2 separate regions of the Homo sapiens genome follow, and region 2 is linked to region 1. The links are chromatin loops, found by intact Hi-C in ENCODE. Cell type or tissue: PC-3. All regions are shown on one strand.

Evidence for each region. A loop is a pair of places that touch in the nucleus more often than their neighbours do. Peaks named below come from ENCODE experiments on the same cell type or tissue, not always from the same donor. Only the 100,000 strongest peaks of a DNase experiment are listed, where the experiment ranks them.
Region 2: it touches region 1 in a loop (5-fold over the local background); 1 of 110 quality-filtered maps calls a loop at or near these places.

What each region holds. Positions count from the first base shown.
Region 1 is chr6:72,551,356-72,555,355 of GRCh38, reverse strand. No RefSeq gene overlaps it. Among named protein-coding and RNA genes, the nearest start is that of KCNQ5, 69 kb to the left of the region's middle. In PC-3, no CTCF peak of the experiment used is centred here; DNase peaks (open chromatin) are centred at 1,055, 1,675, 2,225 and 3,695; H3K4me3 peaks cover 1,226 bases; H3K27ac peaks cover 4,000 bases.
Region 2 is chr6:73,071,911-73,075,910 of GRCh38, reverse strand. The region is part of intron 3 of KCNQ5 (potassium voltage-gated channel subfamily Q member 5); the gene reads right to left. Among named protein-coding and RNA genes, the nearest start is that of KCNQ5-AS1, 70 kb to the left of the region's middle. In PC-3, a CTCF peak has its summit at 2,460; DNase peaks (open chromatin) are centred at 1,520 and 2,490; H3K27ac peaks cover 2,924 bases.

The DNA.
Region 1 (4,000 bases):
TGATTAATTCAATCAGGAAACTTGAATGCCTTCTATGAATATCCATGACCAAAGAATGGGCCTCTGGAGGGCTGCTTGCCGACTGAAGAGAGGGAGAAAGGACACACCTGCCTAGCCAGTAAAACAACAGAATCAACTCTAGAAATCAGTGTAGTGGTAGATGACCCACTAAAATCACCTTTCTGGCCACGAACCAGCATCATGAGTTAAGAGGTAGGCAGTGTTTATAACCCAGAACGGGAAAGTTCTCTTAAAGGACTCTTGCACGACCAAAGCCAATTAAAGAGGTCTAGGGGGGGCACTGTTGTCATGGGTAGTGAATTACCAAATATTTCAGTCCAGGCATGCAGAAAACCTTACAATGTAGAGTTGTGATCCAGACCTAGACTTTGGGGTGAGGCAGCCTGCAGTAGAATCCCTGCACTGCCAATTCTCAGCTGCGTTCCTTAGCAAGTTACTTAACCTTTCTGGGCTTCAGTTTTTTCCATATAAAAATAGAGATATTAATAATATCTTCTTCCCAGGGTTGTTGTGAAACTACTATCAAAGCACTCACCACCATGCCTGACACTTAGGAAGTGCTCAATAAAGGTTTTTATTATGCCTCCAGCAAGATAAATTTTTCCTTTGATGATATCTAGTGACTTCATCAGAATAAAGACTTTCTTATACATTTTAGTGTGACATATGCAAAAAGAATCACACAGGAGCTGGAGATATTTTTTAAAGTTATTTTGATCACAGTGTATAAATTCTCATCTTAAGAGTAGTTCAGCTACTATTTTCATGATAATAACAAAGCAGCAGCTAAAGCTAAAGCTATCTTGGGCTATTTCCTCTAAATTTGCCTTCTAACATGGGAAGAATTTTATCTCACAAATTAGCAAATTCTAGCAAAGCCAGAATGTTGGTCATTTCTGATATCATGACTCTTGTGTATCTTTTCTGGCACATCCCAAAACCATCAGATTGATTCCGAGTTCTCAAAATACATATTGTGTTTATTCATTCATTATTCATTCATTCCTTTCATTCTTTGGTGTTCACAGTCTATTCCTATTGCCATGGGGATAACTATTCAATGACAACTACCTTTTTACTTCATTTTAGTCATTTCCGTTGTGTCAGGTTTATTCTGGCTTTGATGATGAATGGAAAGGGAAAAAGAAACTTATTAAATAAAGTGACTTTTTTTTCCGCTCAATTTGCTTTTGCATCTCTTATGTGTGTCTCAAATTTAGCAAGTGAAACATTTGTCCCAATGGATTATCTGAAATGCATCGTTGGCTGTCAGACACATGATTGATTTTAAATATATGCCTGAGTTCTTTCTATTAGACTAAACCCTTAGGACAGCAAAACACTCTTGCTGTAAAAATGCTTTCCTGTCATTGTCAGGTACACCTGTCATCTTTGACTTAACCCTTGTATTGTAAACAAGAAGCTGCTGGCAAGAGATCATAAACAAAACCAATTTCTGTGTCTCTATTTTCCAGAAGTCTCTCCAGGGAAGTTATCTCTCTAAGACATCATTCCATTTCATCCTTTCTTGGTTCTTGGCTCTTTTTATTCCTCTTTCTGCATGCCATATTCACTTTTCCTGTATGCATTTTGAATCAGTCTCTGTGCCTCTCTGGTTACTGTGGCTCAGCAATGAGTCATGGAAACTACTCAAGACTTGTCTCCTTCTATTTATCCTACCAGCCGTATCCTGTTATTTGTCTGCCTTTCAGCTGCCCTTGTGTAACGAGATGCCTTTTTACTTGCCTTCTTCAGTGTTATTCATCTCGTTTAAATTTTCCATCTCTGAGTTGCCAGCCCCCAACACCATTTTAAATTTTAAATATTTTCATTAATTTTTCAAAAAAGTTATAATTTGGCTGAATAACAGTGTCTCTTTGTATTACCAACTATGAAATAGTACAATGTGCAAAATTTAATTAGTTCCAATTAATGTTTTAAACCCAAATGAGCCTATGTTCATTCTCATCTACTTACTGTGGCAGAGGGATACAGCAGAGTATTTGTGCAAAAGCTTTATTCCATTTCTCTTCATGACCTTGCTATTTTTATAATTTTGAAGAGTCCAGTTATATCCAATATGTCGGACTGATTTTCCAATAAGTTACATGTAATGACACTGGAATGTCATCTATGTGCCAGTTCAATTGTGCCACGGGTTGGAAAACTGTGTGCCAAATCCAACCTGACAGCTGTTTCTGTAAATAAGCTTTCATTGCAACATAGCCACACCCACCTATGTATACACTATCTGTGGCTGCTTTCACATGACAAAGGAAGAGTTGAATAGTTGTGACAGAGACTACACGACCTAAAACACCTAAAATATTTGCTTTCTGGCCATTTTAGAAAATGTTTTCCTAGCAGTGGACCACCCGGTAAACCAAGTCTGGTAAATTTCCATGTCAGGTCTTGAGGTAAAGTTTATAGAATGGTTACTAACTGAATATCTCTCCCCTCCAAATATATAAAAATCATCTGTTAACTCATACAAAGACCAGATTATCTTTAGAGATAGTCCAAGGTATTTGCATATAACTAGAGTTGCCAGGTAAAATACAGAGTGCCCGGCCGGGTGTGGTGGCTTACGCCTGTAATCCTAGCACACTGAGAGGCCAAGGAGGGCAGACTGCCTGAGCTCAGAAGTTCGAGACCAGCCTGGGCAACATGGTGAAAACCTGTTTCTACTAAAAATACAAAAATTTAGGTGGGCATGGTGGTGCACACCTGTAGTCCTAGCTACTAGGGAGGCTGAAGCATGAACCTGAGAGGCGGAGGCTGCAGTGAGCCGAGATCATGCCTCTTCACTCCAGTTTGGGCAACAGAGCAAGACTCTGCCTCAAAAAGGAAAAAAAAACGCCGGGCTCGGTGGCTCACACCTGTAATCCCAGCACTTTGGGAGGCCAAGGCTGGCAGATCAGATCACCTGAGGTCGGGAGTTCGAGACCAGCCTGACCAATATGGAGAAGCCCTGCCTTTACTAAAAATAATAATAATAATAATAATAATAATAATTAGCCAGGTGTGGTGGCACATGCCTATAATCCCAGCTACTCAGGAGGCTAAGGCAGGAGAATTGCATGAACCCAGGAGGCGGAGGTTGCTGTGAGCCAAGATCATGCCATTGCACTCCAGCCTAGGCAACAAGAGCAAAACTCCATCTCAGTAAAACAAAAAACAAACAAACAAACAAAAAGCACAAAACACAGAATGCCCAGTTATGACTAAAATTCAGATAAATGACAAAGAATTTTCTAGTATAACTGTGTCCCACATATTACATGGGACATACTTATACTAAAAAATTCTTTATTTATCTGAAATTCAAATGTTATGGGCATCTTGCTCTTTTATTTGCTAAATCCAGCAACTTTGCATATAAAGGAATGAAAAGAAGAAAACCTGAAGAGAAATTGAAGCAACATCTACAGGGCACTGTGTGAAGTTTTTAGTTTATTAGCACCTTTGAGAATATTATCTGATAATATTCCAGAATTCTGCCATTGATATTCATGTTTTGAATCAATAATAGGAGACTTCAGTCTTTATACCCAGGTGTTTTGTGTACACAGGTGGTCTGCTTTCCAACGTAGGAATGCATGCTATTTACTAACGGCTTGAATTTTCCAATCGTATCTCAGGTTGCAGGGGGAAGAGGACTTTTCAGTACAAGATAAAGGGGAATTACACAGTAGAATTTTATAGGTTTGAGTTAGTCACAGGATGAGGGCAAATATAGAAAGTTTACAAAAATGAGTGATGGGGGAATTGGCAAGAGTCCACTTGTTCTGATACTGCTCTATCTGTAAGGATAGAGTTAGGAATTTAATTGTAATTAGGAAGCATTGAGTGATGCCAGATATTAACTAAGAGAAAGCAAGGTTTTTTAAACCAAAAAATAAAATACAAAACAATTCTATATTAGAGGCAAATTTTTTCTTAGGGGATATTCTGAAATATTTAACAAACTGTTGTGATG
Region 2 (4,000 bases), 520 kb before region 1:
AACACGCCTGGCTAATTTTTGTATTTTTTTGTAGAGATGGGGTATTGCTATGTTGCCCAGGCTGGTCTCGAACTCCTGAGCTCACATCATCTGCCAGCCTTGGCCTCCCAAAGAGTTGAGATTACAGGTGTGAGCCACCGGTGTCCGCCCTGAAGGACTTTTTCCACCAGCTCTAAATGCATGTGCTTTTGTGGGTAAGTACCCAGAGAGCCAAAGAGAGTTACCACTCTTGGCAGCTGTTGGAAACAAGAAGGAACTAAATGTGTTGACACTGACACCAAAGACATATTTTAAGTGAATAAAGGCCAGTTGCAAAACAGTATGTACAATGTGATTTTATTTTAATAGAAATATATATTAGTATATGACTAGGAAAAAAATTTGAGACTAGGCTGGGCGCAGTGGCTCACACTTGTAATCCCAGCACTTTGGGAGGCCAAGGTGGGCGGATCATGAGGTCAGGAGATCGAGACCATCCTGGCCAACATGGTGAAACCCTGTCTCTACTAAAAATACAAAAATTAGCTGGGTGTGGTGGCACGTGCCTGTAATCCCAGCTACTTGGAAGGCTGAGGCATGAGAATCCCTTGAACCCAGGAGGCGGAGGTTGCAGTGAGCCAAGATCGTGCCACTGCACTCCAGCCTAGCGACAGAGCAAGACTGCGTCTCAAAAAAAAAAAAAAAAGTGAGACTATACGCTGATTATTACTATTAATTATTTCTAAAGGGAGTGAGCTGAAGTGAATATATGCATAAAGGGGCTTTTCACTTTGTAAATTATTAATTTCTGTATGTTGGAAGTTTATAACAACGACTATGTCTTTGCAATTAAAAAAACTTTATAAAAAGAGTTATGTGCAAACACATCTCTTGGTTTTCATCATGTTGAGGGATTTACTCCTGAGACTAGTGGTTTACAAACAGACATTACTTATATGACCCTGTTGGACATACATTTTGCTTTTATTTCATTGTAATCTTGCTTTCTCCCAAGTGTAGAAAGAAAAGAAAAAGATATACTACCTCATTTACTATGCTAAAATATTGGAAATACTAGAAATAAGTACATGGCTAGTAGGGGTGCAGAAAATACTACACTTAAAACTTACTATGTGCTTGGCATTTTCTTCAGTTCTAAGGTTTTTTTTTTTTTTTAATAAACATTACCTTATTTAATCCTTACAATGACTTTATGTGTTAGGTATCCCACAGATCCCATTTTACAGATGAAAAAAGCGAGGCAGAAAAAGCATATATTGTATTCATTTTTAAAAAAACTCAGCTATCGGTTTGTTAGACTACAGCACAAAAAGTATGCTATAAAGTTAGTTCATTAGAGAAAACCTAGAAAAGTAAGAGAAAGATTGTTGATTTGAGACAATTTAAAAAATTATGCACACAGTGAATCACAATCTAAATGTTTGAAGTTCCAAAATATGCAAAGGTAACCACAGATTTGATTTAATACCCTCATTGTAATTCAGATCAGACGAGAAAGTTAGAGTTCAGTAAACTGAAATCATAGATGAGCAACCAAATGGCAAACAGTGAGTGCAGTCACAAAAATGTTTCTGGTTGGGTTACAGTCATCCACTGGAATTTTGCTGTCAGTACCACCTAGACTATTTCCTAGGCTAGTATTTTACAAGTTATGAGTAGTCTTTATTTTTACTTCTATTTATGTATTTACTATTTTTGTGATCTACTATTTCATAGAATGGTGGTTCCACAGTGTTTTATCATTGTTTTGTTCACAATTGTATCCTGAGTACCTAGAACAGTGCCTGAAATATAGTAGGCACTCAATAAATATTTAAATAAGATAAATTAGATTAAAAAACACTTAAAAGTTGGCTGAGCTTTGTTCTCTTACCACATCAATGGCTTGTTGACTGGGATATCAACCTAAAATACTCAGGTTAATCAAAGGATCACTTCAATTTCTAGCACTGAATTCTATAGCAACATAATTGTTATAGCTATCATCCATTAGAGTTTATTTTAAAATCTCCCTATTATTTAAAGTATATGCATATATATTAAATTGGGGGAGTAGCTTAAGCTGTGCAGTTAGTTAATTGTCTAAAATATTTTTTGAAACATAGGAAGCTTGTTTTTAGTGAAGATAACACATTTTGGTGTAAGGTAGAAACTATGGACAGCCCTTGAAGCTCACTGGCTTCAGGTTCATTTGTTTATCCATTTATGTATTAAGTAGTTAATTGACTGTCAAGAATTATATTAGACACTTGTATTAAAAATGAATATTCAATCATTCATCTGACCATCCATCCATCACAATTATTGATCAAGTCCCTACTATGTACCAGGCACTGTGCTAAATGTTTTATATACATCAATGATTCCGAATGGGGACAATTTTGCCTCCCTGGGACATTTAGCAATGTCTGGAGACATTTTGCATTGTCATAGCTGGGAAGGGGGTTGCTACGAGCATCTAGTGGTAGAGACTAGGGTTGCTGCTAACCATCCTACAATGCCCAGGACAGCCTCCAGAACAAAGAATGACTCAGCCCCAAATGTCAATAGTGCCAAGGCTGAGAAACCCTGATGTACATTATTTTATTTAATTCTTCAAGCCAACCTATGTAGTAGATGATATTATAACCTTCTCTTTCTTATAAATGAAGAAATTGAGGCTCATAGTGGTCAAGTCACTAACATGCATAAGTGGTTGAGCTGGCCCTTACTTGACTCCAAAGCTGTGTCCTTAAGAATTATGGTATACCACTCCATCCAGGGTGGGATAGGGATGGAGGAGGAACAGAAAGGGGGAGGCTATGAAAGCAGGTGGATAATAAATCAGGAATAAATTGTTATCGCATAAAGCATTCAGAGAAGAGAAAAGTGCAGGGAGGAGAAAGCAGAAATAAAATGATGCTGAAAAACAGATGGTACTTTTATGGCTGCTTCAAGAGAAAATGGGGCTAGAGAAAGAAATAGAACTGCTAATAAACAAGGAGGAGCTCTAAGTCACATGAATAAAAAAAAAAGCATGTAATCCAGAACTCTTAAAATCTACCTCTCTCAAAGGAAACAAATTAGAACAAGTTGGGAAGTAGTGAAGAAAGAGCTATTGATTATAAGCAGCCCAGTAGAAATGTGAAATATAGGTTTACAAGGTATTAGGAAGTAGGTTCACTAATTTACTGCATCACTTAGAATGATTTACACATGAATTCTTGAAATTTGAGGTGACTGCAAAGATTTGAACAAAATAAATACCATAATGATATTTAAGACACATAAGGACTGTGAAAGAGCTTATTTTTAGATGCCACTGGAACTTTGCTCAAGTATTATTTAGTCAGCAAAATCAATATGAATTGATCACCATGGACCCTGTCTAAAAGGTGTTAGTCACTGAAATACCAAAAAGCCTTCATTATTTACATCCAAAGCTTCCCTATTGTGAACTCAAGGATTGGGTTAGAGCAAGGCCAATTGTACATCTGAACCTGATGGACTGTGTTTTGTTGCTACAATTACACTGCATAATGCATGTATTAGAAAGTATAACATGGCTCAATGTAAAATCACAATGAAAAGAACTAAATCATCTGGATCAAACAAAGCATGGTTGAACACTTTCAAACTAGTAGTTATAAGGACAGATAAACCCTCTCGAGGTAAGTAAGCCACAAAGAGGGTATATCTTGACTTCTAGAAACTGTCTGGAGACTTCAGGCTTTTAAAATTTTTGTAAATTAAAAGTTATTCTATAGTCTCAGAAAGTTTTCCCTAATAACTAACATAAATTTACCTCTTTCCCTTTAAACTCACTTCATCTTGTTCTCTCTGAGACAATCAGAAGTACGACAAATACAATGTTCTTGATGTTTATATCCCCCTCTCCCACCACATTTTTTTGTTCCAGTTTTTTGAATTATTCTAGTGGCCTCACTATAAGCTAAGTTTTGAATAATTTTAATAAAATATACACTTTAAAGTTATAAAGTAAAATATCAAAACAATACAA